Regions from separate parts of the Homo sapiens genome. Here all the other regions are linked to region 2. Evidence: chromatin loops called from intact Hi-C (ENCODE). Cell type or tissue: GM12878. All regions are shown on one strand. Links, peaks and the distances in the headings refer to the core of each region. The heading gives the core; the rest is flanking DNA.

Evidence for each region. A loop is a pair of places that touch in the nucleus more often than their neighbours do. Peaks named below come from ENCODE experiments on the same cell type or tissue, not always from the same donor. Only the 100,000 strongest peaks of a DNase experiment are listed, where the experiment ranks them.
Region 1: a loop joins it to region 2, with 2.8 times the contacts of the local background. A loop is called at or near these places in 6 of 110 quality-filtered maps.
Region 3: a loop joins it to region 2, with 2.1 times the contacts of the local background. A loop is called at or near these places in 3 of 110 quality-filtered maps.

Annotation. Positions count from the first base shown.
Region 1 is chr5:55,702,330-55,710,915 of GRCh38, forward strand. All of the region lies in intron 2 of SLC38A9 (solute carrier family 38 member 9), which reads right to left. Among named protein-coding and RNA genes, the nearest start is that of SLC38A9, 5.7 kb to the right of the region's middle. In GM12878, for the core only: no CTCF peak of the experiment used is centred there; no DNase peak of the experiment used is centred there.
Region 2 is chr5:55,900,584-55,905,583 of GRCh38, forward strand. All of the region lies in intron 8 of IL31RA (interleukin 31 receptor A), which reads left to right. Among named protein-coding and RNA genes, the nearest start is that of IL31RA, 52 kb to the left of the region's middle. RefSeq lists enhancers at 2,318-2,819, 2,609-3,258, 2,820-3,319. In GM12878, for the core only: no CTCF peak of the experiment used is centred there; a DNase peak (open chromatin) is centred at 2,928; H3K4me3 peaks cover 604 bases; H3K27ac peaks cover 984 bases.
Region 3 is chr5:55,767,844-55,776,429 of GRCh38, forward strand. DDX4 (DEAD-box helicase 4) reads left to right here. Exons shown (of 22, transcript NM_024415.3): 7 at 38-97. Among named protein-coding and RNA genes, the nearest start is that of DDX4, 34 kb to the left of the region's middle. In GM12878, for the core only: no CTCF peak of the experiment used is centred there; DNase peaks (open chromatin) are centred at 3,444 and 3,751.

The sequences.
Region 1 (8,586 bases), core at 2,599-7,598, 200 kb before region 2:
TGGCTCACTGCAGCCGCGACCTCTTGGGCTCCAGTGATCCTCCCACCTCAGCCTCCCAAGTAGCTAGGACTACAAGTGTGCACCACCATGCCTGGCTATTTTTTTTTTTGGTAGAGACGGAGTTTCACTATGTTGCCCAGGCTGGTCTTGAACTCCTGACCTCAAGTAATCTTTCTGCCTCAGCTTCCCAAAGTGCTAGGATTAAAGGCATGAGCCACCATGTCTGACCTCATTTAGTACTTTGTAATGGGAAAAAAAATGTTCAAATGTATTATCATTTCCATCAAAAACCAAATGAAAATACTTGCTCTTTTTTTTTTAAACATAGGCAGCCTCTTGAGGTTTTCCCTTTTTTAAGTGAAAAATTTTTCTTCAGTCATGAACATCTAGGCAAATGATGTCAACCTACCACTGATTATTATGTGACACAGATGTTAGTAACATGTTCTATTTCCCAAATATGTGCATTTTCTTTTCTCTGTTGTTTTGATTTCCACTTCCCTTTTCTCTTCTGCTTTCCTGCCCAACGTTTAAGCAAGTCAAAGCTCTCATTAGCTTAGTCCTACTAAAGACAAACAAATAAAGTTAAATAAAAATATTAAAGTAGTACCTTACAACAGTAACTTAAAAAAAAGTAAAACCAAAATACCACCATTTCCAAACAAGAAGGGCTTTATTTCTATATCTTATGAAGGGAGTGTGATGGTAAAAATGATTATCTATTTTAAGATGTGACAACTAAAATACTGAGTAATGGTAAACTCTGAACAATATATTCATTCAACAAGTTCTCAACAAGTCCCTACAATATACTGAGGTATTGAAAAACATAGAAAAAAAATTTAAGTCATGATCCCTACCCTCAATAAAGTTAAAAAAAAAATCATTTATGAAGCCTAGAGAAGTCAAGTAACTTGTCCTAAATCACTTGAATAATAAAACATATTAGGATGCTAATAACCAATTCCAATTTTCAGTTCATCATTTCACTTTCAGCTCAAATCTATACCAATTGCTAGCTCTAGCTGTCAAATTAGCTTAGTAATAGATCAGTGTAAAATTTATTCTTTTAAGATAAAAAGAATAAGTAAGTTGACTCTTTGAGACACAGATTCATATAATGTATTATACATATTCAAAAATCTATAGCATAAAAATGTTCTTGACTATAAAGTACATAATTCAGTGATAATTGTTACAAAAATCCCAGTAAGATGGGACCAACTGAGATAAAGTTACTCATTACTGTTAATTTCATTAAAATAGTTGAGCAGCAAAAAACAAAAGCCTGCTCTTTCTCTTCCTTCCTTTACATAATAAAACTGATTAACAATTCGGTTGACTTGTTTGGTCTTAAGTTTTAAAACTAAAAGGCAGAATTTTTCAAAATTAACCTACTAATTTATGACATTAAGATGGAATGAAGTTAGGATTGATAGAATCTGTTAAATCTTCTTAGTTTAAAACTGTCAAATTGACTAATTAACTTGAAAAGATGATTCCCCAGATGTAATAAATGAAAACATTCTATATAAATAGGCCTGGCATGGTGGCTCATTCCTGTAATCCCAGCACTTCGGGAGGCTAAGGCAGGAGGACCCTTTGAGGCCAGGAGATTCAGAGTTGAGACCAACCCTGGCAACATGGCAAGACCGTGTCTCTACAAAATTTGATTGATATATATATATGCATGCCAGGCATGGTGGTGCTCACCTACAGTCCCAGCTACTCAGGAGGCTGAGGTGGGAAGACAGTTGGAGCAAGAGGGTTTGAGGTCTCAGTGAGCTATGATCACACCACTGCAGTCCAGCCTGGGCGGAAGAGTGAGACCTTGTCTCAAAAAATAAAATAAAATACAATACCAACAGAAAATACATTTTAAATTAACCTGGGTGTAGCACCAGAATTAAAAGCTTAGGAAAGAAATAAACATATTGTAGAGAAGTTCTATTTAGAATTGTATTATAGCTTTATTGATTTTTAAAGCATTACCTCAATTTAAAAAATTAAACATTTTAGAAGTTGAAAAGATGATTGTAGGGAAGCCAGTATCCTTTCATCAAAAAGAATAACACAGAACTTGGGAAAAACTTATTCAGGAAACTCTGAAACACATGAAAATTTTAAAAACCTATAAGTTAGTAAGTACAAGCATTTAGAAAAATGTCAAACTTTTACCAAAGTCTGTGTAAGAGTTTACTATTATTATTTTTGAACTTAACGAAGGTTAATAAAATTTTTATATTGTAGGGAAGAACAGCAATCCATAGAATTGTTAAGAAATGCTAGAGAAAAATTTTAATATTGATAAGTAGCCAGAACCGTATCACTCCTAAATCTCCAACAATGCATAAAAGCACTTTCAGAAAGAACTGCAAGGCATTAATTTGTCTGAATTACACACATTGGGTAATTTGAGATTTGGGCTATTCTGGTGCTATCAAGTAGTGTGTGGTGGTTGATAGCTCACAAGTAAGATTGCCTGGATGTGAATCTTGGTTCTGCCATTTATTAACTGTGCAACTTTGGGCAACTTACTTAAATTCCCTAAGATTCATTGGTTTTGGAGATAATAAAAATACTAGTCTTACAGGGTTTCGGATTAAAATGAGATAATACATATAATGTGGCTGGTACACACTGAATATTCAACAAACATAGCTATCACTTTTATTATGAATTTGGCTGTTTAAAACTAGAAAAATTACTCGTTGGAAGGACATACAAGAAGAAACTTTTTTTAAAAGAAAAAGAAAAAATATGTATTGCCTTAACTTAGCGGCCTGAACAAAATCAGCTGATGTATCTACATGCCTTTAGTATAAAGTGAGCAAACTCAGCAAGGTAAGAAAAATAAAAAGGTTGACCTTTATATAATAGAATTATTGAACTGCCACAAACAAGATAGCACTAAAGGATATCAAAAAGACAAAACTTGGTGTCATTTTTGAAGGAAAATTGAGAGAAAAACACAAGTTAATAGAAGATAGTGGGAGATGGAACTAACATTTATTTATTGAATGCCTAATACTGGCCTAATGTTTTACATGTTATTGTTTAAATCCAATAAATCCTTAGAATTTGGGAAATGGGTATTACCTTCATATTACAAAAAAAAAAAAGAAAGAAAGAAAGAAAAAGAAAGAAATTAATTGAAGCTCAGAGAAGTAATTTGTCCTAAATCACTAAGCTAAGAAAACCATACTTGGGATTGAAACCAGGTCACTTTGATTCTAAATGTTATTTCCAGTATACTCTGATGTCTGCCTTAAAAAGGAGGAGTTAGGTTGGAAGACAAAAGAAGCATCTGAAAATCAGGTCTTCTTTGTTTAGTTTTGTAAATATAAAATAATAGCTATAATGGCAAATGGCCTTAAACTCTTTTTTTTTTTTTTGGTGACGGAGTCTCGCTCTGTCACCCAGGCTGGAGTGCAGTGGCACAATCTTGGCTCACTGCAACCTCCGCCTCCCCATTTCAAGCAATTCTCCTGCCTCAGCCTCCCGAGTAGCTGGGACTACAGGTGCCTGCCACCACACCCAGCTAATTTTTTTGTATTTTTAGTAGAGACGGGGTTTCACCATATTGGCCAGGCAGGTCTCGAACTCCTGACCTTGTGATCTGCCTGCCTCGGCCTCCCAAAGTGCTGGGATTACAGGCAGGAGCCACCGTGCCTGGCTGGCTTTAAACTCTTTAAGACATAATCAGGGCTAGAATGAGTGAAATTTCATGCCTGGGTATCCGGATTACACATTAAACACCATGAATCTGTTTTTCTTGAAGCAAGCTAGTTTAGGTAAATTTCTTTTGTTGCAAAATTTTTTGTCTCAAGGCTCAATATTTCCTTACCCAGCAACAACCCTTCCAGTGGCAGTGAAACAAGGGAAAGGACAGAAGCCAAGTCAGAGTAGCAAAAACATATCTGCCTAAACAATGGCAGAAATATATGGCTATACTTTCTAATTTACTTTGTAAACCAATATACTCTGTAGTATTGGTTCCTAAACTAAACTGAGAATGTGGGTGAGTTTAGAGAGAGAAGATCCTTTCACTTTCTGGAAATTAATACTTTACTTAAAGATTGAAAGTGAAGAAACCAGGAAAGAGGAGAAATCTAGAAAGATCCTTGGATTTCAGTGAACCTTATCAAAAAGTGAAATCAAGGTTGGGGAAAAATGTAAGGGCCACTGAGGAATTAAAATTTCCAGTTTAGTCACCTATGTGTATTTGTTCTGAGCAAATCCAAAGTTCTGCAGCATAGCAGAATTAGCTATTTATTCTAAATAAGTAGAAAACTGATGATTTCAAATAACAAATCATAAATGAGGAGTTCAAAGTCCCTGGTGCCTTTCAAAGATTTATAATATTCAAGTAAATATGAAGAACTGTAAGAAAACTGGTAATTTGCAGTTGTCTCAATTAGTCAATTAGCATGATGTTAAATTTTCAACAGAAATTTAATGTCCCCTCCTTTTTTCCCCACACAGAGCCAAGGTGGAATTTTTTTATTTAAATTTTTTAATTTTTATTTTTTTGTGTAGATGGTGCAAGTTTTGTCACAACAGAAACAACTGTACTCGTTGCTCCTGAGAATTTCAGGTGACAACAGATATGCTTTCTTTTTTTTTTTTTGAGACAGGGTCTCACTCTGTCACCCAGGCTGGAGTGCAGTAGTGCCATCTGGGCTTGCTGCAACCTCCTCCCGCCAGGCTCAAGCTATCCTCCCACCTCAGCCTCTAAAATAGCTGGGATCCCAGCTGTGCGCCACTATGTTGCCCAGCCTGGCCTCAAGTAATCTTCTTGCCTCAGCCTCCCAAAGTACCAAAGTGCTGGGATTATAGGCATGAGCCACCATGCCTAGTCTTAAAGCTTTTTTGAATGTCTTGATGAGAAGTATAAAATATCCCGAAGTTTGATGACTTAGGTTGAGAGGTGAATTAGAGTTCCACAGCAAATATTACATAGGTGATAATGCAGAATAGTTTATCAATGATTAACAAAAATGCTAAATACTTCTATAGTATTAATTTGTCAGACATTACATTGATATAATTTGGTAGGGGCTAAATATACAAGATGACATAAACAGACATATTCCAGCCTGGCCAACATAGTGAAACCCTGTCTCTACTAAAAGTACAAAAATTAGCCAGCAGTGGTGGCACACACGTGTAGTCCCAGCTACCCGGGAGGCTGAGGCAGGAGAATTGCTTGAACCCAGGAGGCAGAGGTTGCAGAGCAAGACTCTGTCTCAAAACAAAACCCAGACATAATCACTTTTAACATCTCACTCAATCTCTGAGTTTTAAAACAAAGTCCCAGATGCAAGACCACTAAGTCAAATCTAAGTCATTAAATGAGTCTCTAATTGTTTAAGATTGGTTTTAATAAGGAGTCCAGCTATGATTTGAATGTTTGTGTCCCGTCCAAAATTCATATGTTGAAACTTAATTGCCAATGTTATAGTATTAACAGGTAGACCCTTTTGGAGGTAATTATGTCAGGAAGGCAGAACCCTTATGAATGGAGTTAGTAACCTTATGAAAAGTTTGAAGGGAACTAGCTAGATCCCTTTTGTCTTTCCATCCCTTCCCCCATGTGAGGACACAGCACCAAGGCACCATCTTGGAAGCAGAGACCGGGTCCTCACCAAACATCAAATCTGCAGGTGGCTTGATCTTGGACTTCCCAGCCTCCACAACTGCTAGAAATTAATTTCTATTGTTTATAAATTACCTAGCCTCAAGTATTTCATTAGAGCAGCACCAAGAGACTGAGATAGGTCCCAGTAGGGAATGAACAGCTTAGTTGACTTGCTTGGTACTTTCGACTTTTATTTAAAATGTTGGTGACTGAGCCAGGCATGGTGGCTCATGCCTGTAATCTCAGCTACTCGGGAGGCTGAGGTGAGAGAACTGCTTGAGCCCAGGAGTTCGAGATTGCAGCGAGCTACAATGGCACCACTGCATTCCAGCCCAGGTGACAGAGTGAGACTGTCTCTAAAAGAACAAAAAATGTTAGTGCCTGTACTGAAGCACTTCTCTCCGTAAAAAGGACATAGAGAGCAATCAAAGTAAACTGGTATGACATTATTTTAAAAAGGTATTGACTGTGATTATTGGCGTATCTCAAAGAATATCAGCCCTTTCCATACTAGGCTCAGAAATGTCTTTTCACAATTCTTTGCAAAAATAAATCTATAGAATCTATGCCAAGATGCTAGCATCAATCTGCAATAGAATACACTAGCTTGTGCCCAAATAAATGTGACTATGGACCCACATACAACTATTATATATGTTCTTTCTCAGAGACTAAAAATGAATATTACTGAATACTTTTGTGTATGTTATAGAGTTTCAGATACTACATTTATACTCAGTGTCCTAGGCTAGAGGTTGACATATTTTTTTCTGTAAAGGGTCAGATAATAAATATTTCAGGCTTTTTGAGCCATATAGTTTCTGCAGCTACTCAATTCTACCTGTTAGCATGAAAGGCAATTGAGTGTGCATGGCTGTGTTCCAATAGAACTTTATGAAAAAAATATATCTGTCAGCAGGCCAAATTTGGTCATAGTTTACTCACCTCTGTAGTATGCCAACATAAAAGCAAATGGAACCACACCACAAAAAAGTCACCCTGGTGGAAGCAGTTATGCTATGTATATATATTTTCTTCTGTATTAGTCTGTAACAGCTATAAACTCCAATAACAAACTTATCTAAATCTCTTCCTGATGAATCATTTACTGGTTAGCCAATAGGATCTATAATGCTCCTATTCTGATGTGACAGTTGGAACATGCTTCCAACCTGATCAATAAATGCTTCAAAAGGCGTTAAATTTGACAGTGCTGGAGGATAGTGTGGTCTCACAAAAAAATTACCAAAGCAACGCTGTGGTACCAAAGAATCTCTCCTTCTACAATGGGAACACTAAATGCTCTCAAGTTATATTTCAGTGGTAAGAAAGAAAAAAACCCTAGCAAACGACAGAAATTTAAGTATGTTACAAAATGCAGGCCTGGTAGACATTTTTAACCTCTAAGTGATTTTTTTTTTTTAACTTTTAAGCCCATATATACTTTTTAAAAAATACCATATAGGTCCAGTGTGGTGGCTCATGCCTGTAATCCCAATGCTTTGGGAGGCTGAAGCAAGAGGATTGCTTGAACCTAGGAGTTCAAGGTAACAGTTAGCTATGACAGTGCCACTGCACTAAAGCTTGAGTATCAGAGCAAAACTCTGCCCCTAACCCCAAAAAGAAAAAAAAAATACTAAACAATACTATTTCAATTTGTAGTTCAGGTTGGTATTCCATCCTCCTATGCTGAGTTTACCCTTTATTGTAAGTATTTAGAGTATTATAAAATCACAATTAAAAGCATATTATTTTATGTATGTAACTGAAATATATAGTATTTAAGATTGTGATTAGAAATCTAAGGCTAACTGGCTGGGCGTGTGTGGCACACGCCTGTAATCCCAGCACTTTGGGAGGCCGAGGCAGGCAGATCAAGAGGTCAGGAGATCAAGACCATCCTGGCCAACATGGTGAAACCCCATCTCTACCAAAACACACACAAAAAATTAGCCGGGTATGGTGGCGTGTGCCTGTAGTCCCAGCTACTTGGGAGGCTAAGGCAGGGGAATCGCTTGAACCCGGGAGGCAGGGGTTGCAGTGAGCTGAGATTGCGCCACTGCACTCCAGCCTGGCAACAGAGCAAGACTCCATCTCAAAAAAAAAAAAAAAAAAGAAAAAAAAAAGAAAAAGAAAAGAAAAGGAATCTAAGTCTAACTGTTCTCAGAAGTCTAGGGGAAGGAAAGGTAAATTTTATTTTCTTAGAAACAAAGCAACTATATAGGTGACAACTTTTTTTTTTTTTTTTTTAAGACAGGATCTCCCTCTGTGGCTCAGGCTGGAGTGCAGTGGTGCAGTCTTGGCTCACTGCAACCTCCGCCTGCCGGGCTCAAGCAATTCTCCTGCCTCAGCATCCCAAGTAGCTGGGATTACAGATGAGACGCATACCACCACACCTGGCTGATTTTTGTATTTTTAGTAGAGACAGGGTTTCACCATGTTCGCCAGGCTGGTCTTGAACTCCTAACCTCAAATGATCCGCCCACCTCAGCCTCCCAAAAGTGTTGGGATTACAGGCGTTAGCCACCGCAATCCGCCGAACCTTCTATCTTAACACGAAGTTTGTAGTTGTTTATGAGGCAGAGAGATTTTTCTCAAGTTAGGACATGGGTAATTTTGACCTATTGAAACTTTTTTTGTTTAGTTTTTGTTTTTGTTTTTTTTGAGACGGAGCCTCACTCTGTCACCAGGCTGGAGTGCGGTGGCACGATCTCAGCTCACTGCAACCTCCGCCTCCTGGGTTCAAGCGATTCTCCTGCCTCAGCCTCCTGAGTAGCTGGGACTGCAGGCATGTGCCACCACACCTGGCTAATTTTGGTATTTTTTTTTAGTAGAGACGGGGTTTCACCATATTGGCCAGGATAGTCTTGATCTCTTGACCTCGTGATCTGCCTGCCTCAGCCTCCCAAAGTGCTGGGATTACAGGCGTGAGCCACGGCACCTGG
Region 2 (5,000 bases), core at 1-5,000:
CATTTGTCACTATGGAAAAATTCTAGTGTTTATACTTGCCAATAAATTGTTCATTACACTTTTGGTTAAGTAGTTTTTGACATATTACTGCTCCCAGGCAAACTCATATTTATCCTGTTTTGGAATAAAAAACTTTCATTCAAAGAATTGCAGACAATAGATTTCCTCTTTTCTCTCTTATTTTTCTCTTTCAAACTTAGTACTATCCCTTATTCTATAAATTATCTTATTTATTTTACTACCTTTTTCTTCCTCAATAGGATGTAAATGCCATGAAGGCAGTGATTTTTTGTCTGTTTTCCTTTCTTTTTTTTAACCTAATTCCCAACACTTAAAATAGCATAGAGCAGTTGGCATAGAGCAGGTGTGCAGTAACTATTTGTGGAAACATATCATAGTCAGGAATGTTCTCTCCAATTCACCACCTTTCTCTATTTGCTTACACCTAGACTGGTTCAGACATTTACACAACCAGTTCTAGAATTCTCTGCCTGTGCTGCCTTCCATCTCTTCTCCTTAAACCCTCATTTTATAATTCCTAGATATTTATATTTTTGTATTTTGAGCTACACTTGATATTATTTTAGTTAGCATTTAATAGTACTCCCTGTAGTCCTCATTTCCTGACATCCTAGTTCCCGCCTGTCCAACACCCTAGTGATGAAGTTCCTGACAAATGCACGTGTCATTGGGGCACACATTCTTTATTAATAGAGGTGCTGTTAAATAGTAACCTCAGTTTCCCAGTGTGGCCCCAGGATGGGAGGTGGTAAAGAATAGGGTATAAAAGCATGGGCTTTGGAGTCCAGCAGCCCCGGGTTCAAATCTTTGCTCTTCCACAAGATACCATTAACCTTGGGCAAGTTACCTAACTTCTCTGAAGATTAGCTACTCGTAAAATGGAGCTATTATATAATAATACCTACCTCACAGAGCTGTAGTGAAGATTAAATGAGATCATGTATGTAAAATGCTTTGTCTGGTGCTAATTATTACTATTGTCATTATTATTATTATTATTATTATTATTATTATTATTATTAATTTTTGAGATGGAGTTTCGCTCTTGTTGCCCAGGCTGGAGTGCAATGGTGTGATCTCAGCTCACCACAACCTCCACCTCCTAGGTTCAAGCAATTATCCTGCCTCAGCCTCCTGAGTAGCTGGGATTACAGGCATGTGCCACCACACCAGGCTCATTTTGTATTTTTAGTAGCGACGGGGTTTCTCCATGTTGGTCAGGCTGGTCTCGAACTCCTGACCTCAGGTGATCCACCTGCCTCAGCCTCCCTAAGTGCTGGGATTACAGGCGTGAGCCACTGCTCCTGGCTTATTGTCATTCTTAATAAAATTTCTGATTGATCAAATTTCTGTTAGACACAGATTATCGACTTTAAAAATATTATAAAATACACTTTAAAGTTATGCTAAATTCACTTAGGTTTTTTTTGGCTTTGTGTCAGATACGACTGTGTGATCATCAATTATAAGGGTCCTAGATCAGGTATTGGCACACTGCAGCTTGCAGGTTAAATCTGGTTGGACACTTGTTATTGTAAATGAAGTTTCACTCTAACACAACCACACATATTTGCTCACATATTATTTATGGCTTCTTTTGTGCAACGGTGGCTAAGTTGAATAGTTATGACAGAGACGACCTAGCCCACAAAACCTAAAATCTAAAATATTTGCTATCTGGCTCTTTACAGAGAAACTTTACAGATGCTAGTCCCAGACATAAAAGAAAATAATGTTCTGGATGTGCACGATGGCTCACGCCTGTAATCCCAGCACTTTGAGGCCAAGACGGGTGGATCGCTGAGTTCAGGAGTTCAAGACAAGTCCAGGCAACATAGTGAAACCTTGTTTCTACAAAAAAAAAAAAAAAAAAAATACAAAAATTAGCCAGGCCTGGTGGCATGTGCCTGTAGTCCCAGCTACTTGAGAGGCTGAGGGGGAAGAATCGCTTGAGCCAAAGAGGTTGAGGCTGCAGTGAGCCGAGATTGTACCACTGCACTCCAGCCTGAGTGACAGAGCGAGACCCTGTCTCAAAAACAAACAAAAGAAAGTAATATTCTACAGAATTTTGCTTACTAAAGTGGAGGCAACTGGAGAATGAGAATAATAACTAGAGAATAATAAGATAATTTTTGTAAGTATAACTATCATTAAGTAATAGTTATCATACATTGTCTACTAGTATGTGTCAGGAATTGTGCTAAGATAACATAGGTTTTCCCATTTTAGCCTTGACATGACTCATGATGTAGATGCTGTGAGATCTATTTTATAGACGGCAAAGGGATTCAGGCAAGCTTAGTAATGTGCCCAAGGTCTCTGGAGTGGGATGATTCCAGCTCGGATCTGCAGGATTCCCAACTTGTACCATATCCCACAACCTTAGATGTGTTATTCATAAAGTGACTTGAATTCCGGTCACAGATGCTGTGTGACACTGAACTGGTTATTGACCTGTGCGGGCCTCCACGTTCCCCTCTTGGAATAAGGGCTTGGAATGAGGTTCCTTCTGCTCAGCACGCCCTGGGTTTTGTGAGACCCGAGACAGCAGGCAGCGGTGGCGTGGTCCCAGGCAGGGCATCGGAAAGCCCGGCCACTGTGTCATAAGGCCAGAGGAGGAAGATGGGCCCAAGTTGGGGCAGAGCTCAGGATGGGCCAGGACGGTTGGCAAAGGAGAAGCAGCACCAGCACGTGAGCCCCGGGTGACTGTCTTCATGCAGATCACAAGAAATCAATGGCTTTCACAGTCAAAGCCCCTCCCTGCTTCTTCAAGGAAGGATCTGTGTTTCCCACCACACCTGGGGATGTTTGGAGTAATTGCTCAGAAAGCTCTTGTTGAATGATGGAAGGACCCGGCGATTCGTTTATATTGAGTAGAGTGATGACTTGGAAATTCCCCTTTTGGCGCCCCTTGGTGTGGCCAGGCTTTCCCCTTTCAAGGTTGACTCATGGTTTCCTGGGGCCGGCGCCACGCCCCTGTGGTCTCCGCAGTCTCTGCAGTGCACTTGGCGCTTTAGACCCGGATCTCCCTGCTCCTCAGAGCTCCAGTGTTGGTGAGAAGGAGTGTGGGTTTAGACACCAACACTGGCTTCTTCAGGCCAGGATTTGTGGGCAATCATTTTTTAAAAAAGTGCCTCCAGGGAGATGAGGAAGCTGCAGAAGCAGGCCAGGACAGGGCAGAGGCTGAGATGAAGGTGGGCTTTCAGGGCTGCCAAAACGAAGCACTGCAGACTGGGGGGCTTCAAACAACAGAACTTTATTGTCTCATGGTCCTGGAGGCCAGAAGTCCCACATCAAGGTGCTGGTTGGCCATGCTCCCTAAAGTCTCTAGGGGAGAATCCTTCCTTACCCCTTCCAGCTTGTAGTGGCCCCAGGTATTCCTTGGCTTGTGGTAGCTCCAGTAACTCCCATAAATCCAATCTCTGCTTCAGTCTTCACATGGCTAGCTTCTTGTGTGTCTCTGTTTCCATGCCCAGATTCCTCTTTTCTTATAAAGGGCCCACTGTCTTAACTAATTACATCTGCAATGGCCTATTTCCAAATACAGTCACATTGTGTGGCACTGGGTATATACTTTGGGGGGATACAATTCAACCTGTAACAGGTACAATCTGAGATAAAAGCCCCAGGGAGGGGGGTTCCCACTGGATCTTGCAGGGGACTCTATCTAGAGTGTGAGTGACATCTCATAGTCATCCCAGCCAAGCAAAACACAAGCACACAGTAAGAAGGAAGCTGAGTGGGTCTGGGTGGAGCGCCAACATTGGCTGCTAGAAGAGTCTAGTTACATCTCCAAGGCTCCAGCAGGGACTTTCAGCCAGGACTGGCTGGGTATGCTTCCAGGCGGTGAGCAGGGGAAGGCTGGAAGGAGAAACTCAGAGCCCTAGGGTTAGGTGGGGTCAATCTCCAGGCTCTGTGCTTCTTGCCCCGGCCTCTGCTCCTTCTGTGGCTTCACATTTCCTCCATGCCTCAGTTGTCCTTCTCAGAGTTACCTTTTCAGGTTGACAACTTACCTGGCCTTGCTGCTAGGACTAGCCCCTGGAGTGTCTCATAAGGACCCTGTTTGGGAAAAGGATCCGTCAACTGTGGCTTACAAGAACAAGACTCCTAAATATACACACAGCCTGCTGGGGTTTGTTGCCAAGGAATAGCAGGATGCAGGACCCCTGGTCCCCACCCCAGATTCCTACATGTGGCCTAGGCTTCCAGCTTCAAAAGACTTTTGGGTTTCTTTTTTTTTTTTTTTTTGCAGGACACTTTTGTGCCTGTATCCAGGATCATCTCTGACATTCATTGAAACACTCTTCCTGGCTGGGCGTGGTGGCTCGTGCCTGTAATCCCAGCACTTTGGGAGACCGACTGAGCTGGGCAGATCACTTGAGGTCAGAAGTTTGAGACCAGCCTGGCCAACATGGTGAAACCCCATCTCTACTAAAAATACAAAAAATTAGCCAGGTGTGTTAGCATGTACCTATAGTCCCAGCTACTCGGGAGGCTGAGGCACAAGAATCACTTGAACCCAGGAGGTGGAGGTTGCAGTGAGCCAAGATCATGCCACTGCACTCCAGCCTGGGTGACAGGGCGAGACTCTGCCTCAAAAAAAAAAAAAAAAGAAAGAAAGAAAGAAAAAGAAAAAGAAACGCTTTTCCCATGGATTCGAGTTTTGCAGGTTGAGGAGTGCAACGCTGGTGAGGATTGGGTGAGGGGAGAGCATGCCCTGGAATTTCTGAGCCCCGCCCAGTTTGTACCTTCCACCTCTGCCTTGCTGCACCTCCAAGAGTTCTCTTCTGTGTGTTCGAATATTTTCAGTAAGATCTCTGTCTGATTCTGATTAAGTTCCAGATGTTGGATTGCAAGCCACACACTCAACTTTTCTATTAAATAAATCCTTGTGACCTGTTTCCAGATTATTTTGGCCAGTCCTGCAGAAAATGTTGCCATTTATGTATTGATCCATACTAGGTAATTTGGATGGCAAT
Region 3 (8,586 bases), core at 1,370-6,369, 130 kb before region 2:
AATTAAATGCTATTTACATGTTAAATTTTTATTGAAGAGTCTAGTAATGACTGCGAAGATAATCCAACACGGAACAGAGGGTTTTCCAAGAGAGGCGGTAAGGACCACATTTTGGAACAATTTGTACTTAACACAGAGACACTAAACTGGTAAAACTGATTTTGAAGGAGCTGGATGAAAAACACTGATCGTGAAAACCTTTGAAGAAAAATACTTTGGTATATGTTTTCTGCTTTTAATATTTGAGTGAGTATTCAGTGGGTGCCCCTCCTTTCACTCTTTTATTTTATTTTTTTAAGTTTTTGGTTCAGGGGTTCATGTGTAGGTTTGTTATCTAGGTAAATTGCATGCCATGGGGTTTTGGTGTACAGATTATTTTGTCACCCAGATAATAAGCATAGTCCCTGATAGGTAGTTTTTTGATCCTGTACCTCCTCCCACTTTCTACCCTAAAGTAGGCCCCAGTGTCTGTTGTTCCCTTCTTTGTGTCCATGTGTTCTCAGTGTTTAGCTCCCACTTATAAGTGAGAACATTCAGTATTTGGCTTTCTGTTCCTGCATTAGTTTGCTTAGAATAATGGAGCTCCATTCATGTTCCTGCAAAGGACTTTATGTCATTCTTTTTTATGGCTGCCTAGTATTCCATGGCGCATATATACCACATTACCTTTGTCCAGTCTACTGTTGGTGGGCATTTAGGTTGATTTCTGTGTTTTTGCTATTGTGAATAGTGCTGTGGTGAACATATGTGTACATGTGACTTTATGGTAGAATTATTTATATTCCTTTGGGTATATACCTAATTATGGGATTGCTGGATCGAATGGTAGTTCTGTTTTACGTTCTTTGAGAAATCGCCACACTGTTTTCCACAATGGCTGAACTAATTTACACTCCCACCAGCAGTGTATAGGCATTCCCTTTTCTCTGCAAGCTTGCCAGCATCTGTTATTTTTTGATTTTTTAATAATAACCATTCTGACTGGTGTGAGATGGTATCTCATTGTGGTTTTGATTTGCATTTCTCTAACGATTAGTGATGCTGAGCATTTTTTCATCTGCCTGTTGGCTGTATATTGTCTTTTGAAACGTGCCCATGTCCATTGTCCACTTTTTAACGGAGTTGTTTGTTTTTCTGCTTGTACATTTAATTTCCTTATAGATTCTGGATATTAGGCCTTCGTCGGATGCATAGTTTGCAAATATTTTCTCCCATTCTGTAGGTTGTCTGTTTACTCTGCTGATAGTTTCTTTCGTTGTGCAGAAGCTTGTTCATTTAATTAGGTCCCATTTGTCAATTTTTGTTTCTGTTGCGGTGGCTTTTGGCATCTTCATCACAGAATCTTCCAGGGCCTGTGTCTAGAATGGTATTTTGTAGGTTATCTCCAGGGTTTTTATAGTTTTAGGTTTTACATGTTATTCTTTAATCCGTCTGGAGTTGATTTTTGTATGCGGTCTAAGGAAGGGGTCCAGTTTCAATCTTCTGCATATGGCTAGCCAGTTATCCTAGCGCCATTTATTGAATAAGGAATCCTTTCCTTATTGCTTGTTGTTGTCAACCCTGGCAAAAATCAGATGGTTGTAGGTGTGTGGAATTCCTATTTGCAGATGGTATGATTTTATACCTAGAAAACCCTATAATCTCTGCCCCAAAGTTCCTTGATCTGATAAATTACTTCAGCAGAATTTCAGGATACAAAATCAATGTACAAAAATCAGTGGCATTCCTATCCACTATATTGTTAAAATGGCCATACTGCCCAAAGCTATTTACAGATCCAATCTACCAATAACATTCTTCACAGAATTAGAAAAAAACAATTTTAAAATTCATATGGAACCAAAAAAGAGCATGAATAGGCAAGACAATCCCAAGCACAAAGAACAAAGCTGGAAAGCGTCACATTACCTGAGTTCAAACTATACTACAAGGCTGTAATAACCAAAACAGCGTGGTACTGGTCCAAAACCAGATACCTAGACCAGTGGAACAGAATAGAGAGCACAAAAATAATGCCTTCTTTTACTTTTTTTTTTTTTTTGAGATGGAGTCTCACTCTGTCACCCAGGCTGGAGTGCAGTGGTGTGATCTTGGCTCACTGCAACCTCCACCTCCCAGGTTCAAGTGATTCTTGTGCCTTTACCCTCTCTAGTAGCTGGGACTACAGGCATGTGCCAGCATGCCTGGCTAAGTTTTGTATTTTTAGTAGAGATGGAGTTTCACTATGTTGGCCAGGCTGGTCTGGAACTCCTGACCCTCAGGAGCTGTCACCTCAGCCTCCCAAAGTGCTGGGATTACCGGCATGAGCCACTGTGCCTGTCCTTGTTTTACTTTCTAATGTCACTGGATCTGTTGGTTGTGGTTTTTTTTTCCCCCCTATGATCTCCAGAATGTGCTATCAATTACAGAAGAGGGACAATGTGAATCTTGGTCAGTTGCAATTTAGATGAACTGGGGATGTCTTTGTCTCTGAATAGAGTCATTGGAAATTTGAGGGGGGAAGAAATTGTAGATTATTTTTTGTTCAAGTCTAGCTGTATTTCACCATACTCTGGTAATTCAGCTTCTATTGAATTTGAGATGAGATTGTATCAAAAATTACCATGCTTAATTCTTGATTATATATGGGCAGTCATGTTAAAATAGCAATGACAACAAAACGTATGAAGAATATAGTGAACTTACTATAAAATTGCTGAGGATGTGCAAATCTATGATAAGAGGTTTTATTGTTTGGAACTACATAGTAATCAGATACATCAGTGTTTTTACCGCACCTTGGAGACATTCTTTTCCTTTGCCCATTAGGTAGGTAGCTGGCTGAATTAGGCCCTCCCTAGTGAAGGTAGGACTTGTGGATTTCATAATGAGGGAAGACTGTCTCCTTAATTACTTCTTATGATAATTGTGGAGAGGGGTGGTGGTGGGGAGAAAGTTAAGCTAAGAAAAAACAAGACTCATCTTTTACCATATTTTTTTTAACAAGCAATTTTTGGCACTTAATGTTCCTAAAACATAGCTCATATTTGAAATTTTTTTCTTCAGACCAGTGAATATCTTTTGTACTATTAACATTTACTTTAAATCAATTTAATTCATATTTAAATGAGGCAGTCGAAACCATTTGCAGCTCTATGTGCTTGGTCCTGACTTACAGATTAGTGTAGGATAATTAGCAGGGGCACAGCCATTTTGCAGGGTATCCCTGATTTCCATTCTCTGTAGATGTATACATTTGAGGATAGGAAGTTTGCATATAGGGGTCACTCAGAAAATACACGTGTGTATATATGTTTATATTAAAATATGTAGACAGGTACACATACCATAAGTGTATAGTTCAATTATGTTTCACAAACTGAACTCACTTGAGTTCAGTGTGTTCACCAGCATTCAGGTCATGAAATACAAATTACTGGCACCTCAAAAGCCCCTTTTCATGTTCATTTTTTACTCACTAATGACTCATTACCCCCAAAACTTCTGTTATGACTTCTAACAGCATACGATAATTTCGTCTATTTTTATACTTGGTATAAATGGAATCATATAGTATGTAGTGTTTTATGTTTACCTTCTTAGTGTGTTTGTTGCAATTGTAGATCATTATTACTGTTTAGTATTCTTTTGTTTTACTGTTTTTCTATTAGTGATAGGTATTTGGATTACCTCCAGTTTGGGGCCATTGTGAAAGTGCTTCTGTAAACATTCTAGTATTCTTTTGGTTGTCATTAGTACATACTCAGAAGAAGAATTGCTAGGTCATAGGCTATATATATTTTTGGCTTTAATAGTATTGTCAAATGTTTTCAGCGTTTAAACTAAGATACACTCACATTCTAACCAATGCTTGGTATTTTCTTTTTCTCTCCTTTTAACCATTCTGCTGGTTGTGTGGTGGTGTACTCATTTTGTATTAAATTTCTATTTTTTTGGACTAATGGAATGTGGAGCACTTCTTATGTTTATTGGCCATTTGGACATCTGGACATCTTTTGTCAAGTCGTTTGCCCATTTTTCTGTTGAGTATCTTTACTTTTACCTTTTTATTTGTAAATGATTTAAAACTTAAAAGTTGCAAGAATAGTACATACAGATAGGCCGGACGCGGTGGCTTATGCCTGTAATGCCAGCACTTTGGGAGGCGGGCAGATCACTTAAGGTCAGGAGTTCGAGACCAGCCTGGCCAATATGGTGAAACCCCGTCTGTACTAAAAATACAAAAATTAGCTGGGCGCATGCCTGTAGTCCCACCTACTCGGCAGGCTGAGGCAGAAGAATCGCTTGAACCTGGGAGGCAGAGGTTGCAGTGAGCTGAGATTGCGCCACTGCACTCCAGCCTGGGCGACAGAGAGAGACTCCGTCTAAAACAAAAAAAAGTAATTGTCATTAATCTGGAGTTTATTTTTGTATATAATGTGGGAATCAATATACATTTTTTTTCCATATAGATGTTCAGTTGACCTAGTATCACTTACTGAAAAGACTGTCCCTTCTGCTTTGCACTACAGGGCTGCCTTTGTCCTAAATTAGGTGGCTTATATATGTGTATCTGTTTCTCTAGGTTTTATTCCGTTGGTCAGTTTTTCTATTTTTGTACCATTGCCCCATAATCTAATTACTGTGGTTTCATAATAGGTCCTGATATCTGGCATTGTAAGTCTTTCAAGTGCTTGTTTTTCAAGTGCTATGGTTTGGATGTTTGTCCTTCTCATGTTGAAATTTGATTCCCAGAGTTGGAGGTAGGGTCTAATGGGAGGTATTTGGGTCATGGGGGCGCAGATCTCTCATGAATAGACCTGTTTCCTTGTGGGGCTGTTGAGTGAGTTGCCTACTAGTTCCCTTGACAGCTAGTTGTTAAAAGGGCCTGGTACCCTCTACTTCCTCTGCATCATATGATCTCTGAACACACCAGCTCCCTTTCACCTTCAGCCATGGGTGGAAGCAGCCTGAGGCTCTTCCCAGATGCCCAGTCTTGAACATTTTCAGATATCAAATCTTGAGCCAAATAAACCTTTTTTTTCATTAATTATCCAGTCTCAGGTATTCCTTTATAACAACACAAAACAAATGAAAAACCTCAAGATTGCCTGTTATTTTTAGTCCTTTGCATTCCTGTGTGATTTTTAGAATGAGCTTAATCAATTTCCAGAAGAAAAAGCTATCTTAATTTGCATTGCTATAACAAAATGCTATAAACTGGGTAGCTTTGTAAACAACAGAAATTTATTTCTCACAGTTCTGGAGAGTCAGAAGTCTGAGATCAAGGCACCAGCAGATTCAGTGTCTGGTGAGGGCCCATTTCCTGGTTCATAGATGGTGTCTTCTCTCTGTGTCCTCACATGGTGGATAAGGCCAGGCAGCTCTCTGGGGCTTCTTTTATAAGAACACTAATTCCATTCATGAGGGCTCTACTGTTGTGTGGTTACATCACATTTGTTTATTCTTCAGCTGATGAATGTTTGAGTTGTTTCCACTTTTGGGCTATCATGGCTAATGCTGCCGTATTCATTTGTGTACAAGTTTTTATGTGAACCTGTGTTTTCATTTTTCTGGAGTATATACTTAGGAGTGGAATTGCTGTGTCATGTGCTAACTCTTAATGTTTAACTTTTTGAGGAACTGCCAAATTATTTTCTATAGTAGCTGTACCATTTTATATTACCACTCTCAATGTTATGAGGGTTCTGATTTCTCCACATCCACCGATACTAGTTATTACTGGTGTTTTTTTAATTATAGCCATTCTACTGAGTATGAAGTGGTATCTCATTGTGGGTTTTTTGTTTTTTTATTTTTTTGAGACAGGGTCTTACTCTCACCCAGGCTGGAGGGCTCTGTCACAATTTCGGCTCACTGCAGCCTCAACCTCCTAGGCTCAAATAATCCTTCCACCTCAGCCCTCTGTGTAGCTGGGACTACAGGCGTGTACTACCATGCCCTGCTAATTTTTGTATTTTTTTAGAGATGGGGTTCCACTACATTGCGCAGGCTGATATTGAACTCCTGAGTTCAAGCAATCTGCCTGCCTCAGCCTCCCAAAGTGCTGGGATTACAAGCATGTGTGCCACAGTGCCCAGCCCTTATTGTTGTTTTGATTGCATTTTTTGATGACTGTGATGTTGAGCAGCTTTTCATATGCTTATTGACCATTTGTATATCTTTGGAGAAATGTCTTTCAGATCCTTCACTCATTTTAACAATTGGGTTGTCTTTTTATGTTCTAAGATTTATTTATATATTCTCAATGTGAGTATCATCAGCTACCTGATTTGCAAATGTTTATTTTTTTTTAATTTATCTAATTTTTTTTTTTTTGTTTTTGAGACAGAGTCTCGCTCTGTCACCCAGACTCTGGGGTGCAGTGGCACAGTCATGGTTCATGACAGCTTCAACTTCCTGGTCTCAAGCAGTCCTCCCACCTCAGCCTCCTGAGTAGCTGGGACTATAGGCATGTGCCACCATGCCCAGCTAATTTCTTTATTTTTTGTAGGGATGGGGTCTCACTGTGTTGTCCAGGCTTGTCTCAAACTCCTGGGCTCAAGCAGTTCTCCCTTCTTGGCCTTCCAAAGTGCTCGGATTACAGGTGTGAGCCACTGCATCTGGCCTGCAAATGTTTAATAACCTCCTGTGGGTTGTCTTTTCCCTTTCTTGATAGTACCCTTTGAAACACTAAAATTTAACATTTTTATCAAACCCAGTTTATCTTTTTATGTTCTTTTGGTGTTATAACTAGAAAACTGTTGCCTAATCCAGAGTCATGCAGACTTTTTCCTTTGTTTCCTTCTAAGAATTTTATAGTTTTAGTTCTTACACTTAAGTCTTTGATGCATTTTGAATTCATTTTTATAGATGGTGTAGGGTGGGGGTCCAAATTCTTTTGCATATGGATACCCAGTTGTTCTAGCACCATTTGTTGATGTTTTATATTGATGTGTCTAGATGTGGATCTTTTTGGGTTTACCCTCCTTGGAGTTGAGCTTCTTGGATTTATAGATTAATAGTTTTCATGAAACTTGGGATATTTTGAGCTTTTTTGTGGTAAGATCTCTATAACATAAAATTCCCATATTAACTATTCTTAAGTGTATAATTTTTGGCATTAAGTGCACAGTATTCTGTCATCACTATCATCACCCAGATAGAAACTTTGTATTCCGTTAGACAACAATTCCCTGTGTACTCCCTTAACCCTGGTCTTTGGTAACCTCTATTCCATGTTCTCTATGAAATTTGTCTATTTTAGGTATTTCATACAAGTGGAATCGTACAATATTTGTCCTGTCGTATTTGGCTTATTTTACTTAGCATCTTGTTTTCAGTGTTCATCCATGTTGTAGCATGCATCAAAACTACATTTCTTTTAATGGTTGAATAATATAATGTATTTACCACATTTTGTTTATCCATGTGACGGACACTTGGATTGTTTCTTCTTTCCGACTATTGTAAGTCCGCTATGAACATTCACCTACAGTTATCTGTTTGAGTCCCTGTTTTCAAATCTTTTGGTTATATACTTACAAGTTGAGTTGCCGGGAGATGGAACTAGGTAAGTTAAAATGCTGCGAAATTTGCTGTTTAAAAGAAAAAATTCCCTGGGTTGCTTCAAGCCTTTTATTGATTTCTAGAGTTTGGAAAAAGTTAATTCTGACAGTTCTTGCCCATTTTTTTCCTTGCCTTTTTGGAGTAGTGGAATTTAGAGTTCCTTACTTGGCCATTTTTGCTGATATCAGTGATACATATCATTTTAGTGTTTTCATTTTATTCATTAGTATGTAGAAATATAATAACTATCTGGTAAGTATTTTTTTAAAAAGTAATAAAAGATGTTCCATTTTCTTTTATACAAAGGTTAGAGGATTTATAAGGTAATTTCTTTCTGAAGATATTGTCACCAAACATCTTTAAGAGTTAGATTGTCAGCTGTCCCTTATGAAATGCAGACTATACCTTCTGGGAGGACTCAGGTTACTTTAAGAAATATATTTTGTTGGCCGGGCGCAGTGGCTCACACCTGTAATCCCAGCACTTTGGGAGGCCGAAGTGGGTGGATCACCTAAGGTCAGGAGTTTGAGACCAACCTGGCCAACATGTTAAAACCCCGTCTCTACTAAAAATACAAAAATTAACTGGGCGTGGTGGTGCAGCCCTGTAGTCCCAGCTACTTGGAGTCTGAGGCAGGAGAATCACTTGAACCCAGGAGGTGGAGGTTGCAGTGAGCTGAGATGGCGCCACTGCACTCCAGCCTGGGTGACCGAACGAGACTCTGTCTCAAAAAACAAAAAACAAGAAAAGGACTCAATTTGAATTTTTAGAAACTTACAGAAAAGAACAGAGTGATTAAAGGTAAAGATTAAACACAGATGAAGAGAATGAATTAATTCAAAGATAAATCTGTGGAAATTCTCTAAACTTGGAAATGGAAAACACGAGAGTGGTTAATAAATAAGGTATGGAAGATAGACTAAGACCTGTGGTTCAACATATGACTGTCTCCTGAGGAGTGGCCAGAAAATGGGAGGAGGACAGGAAAGAAGAATATTCAAAGAGAATAGATGAGACTTTTCCAGAGTTAGAGAGGCA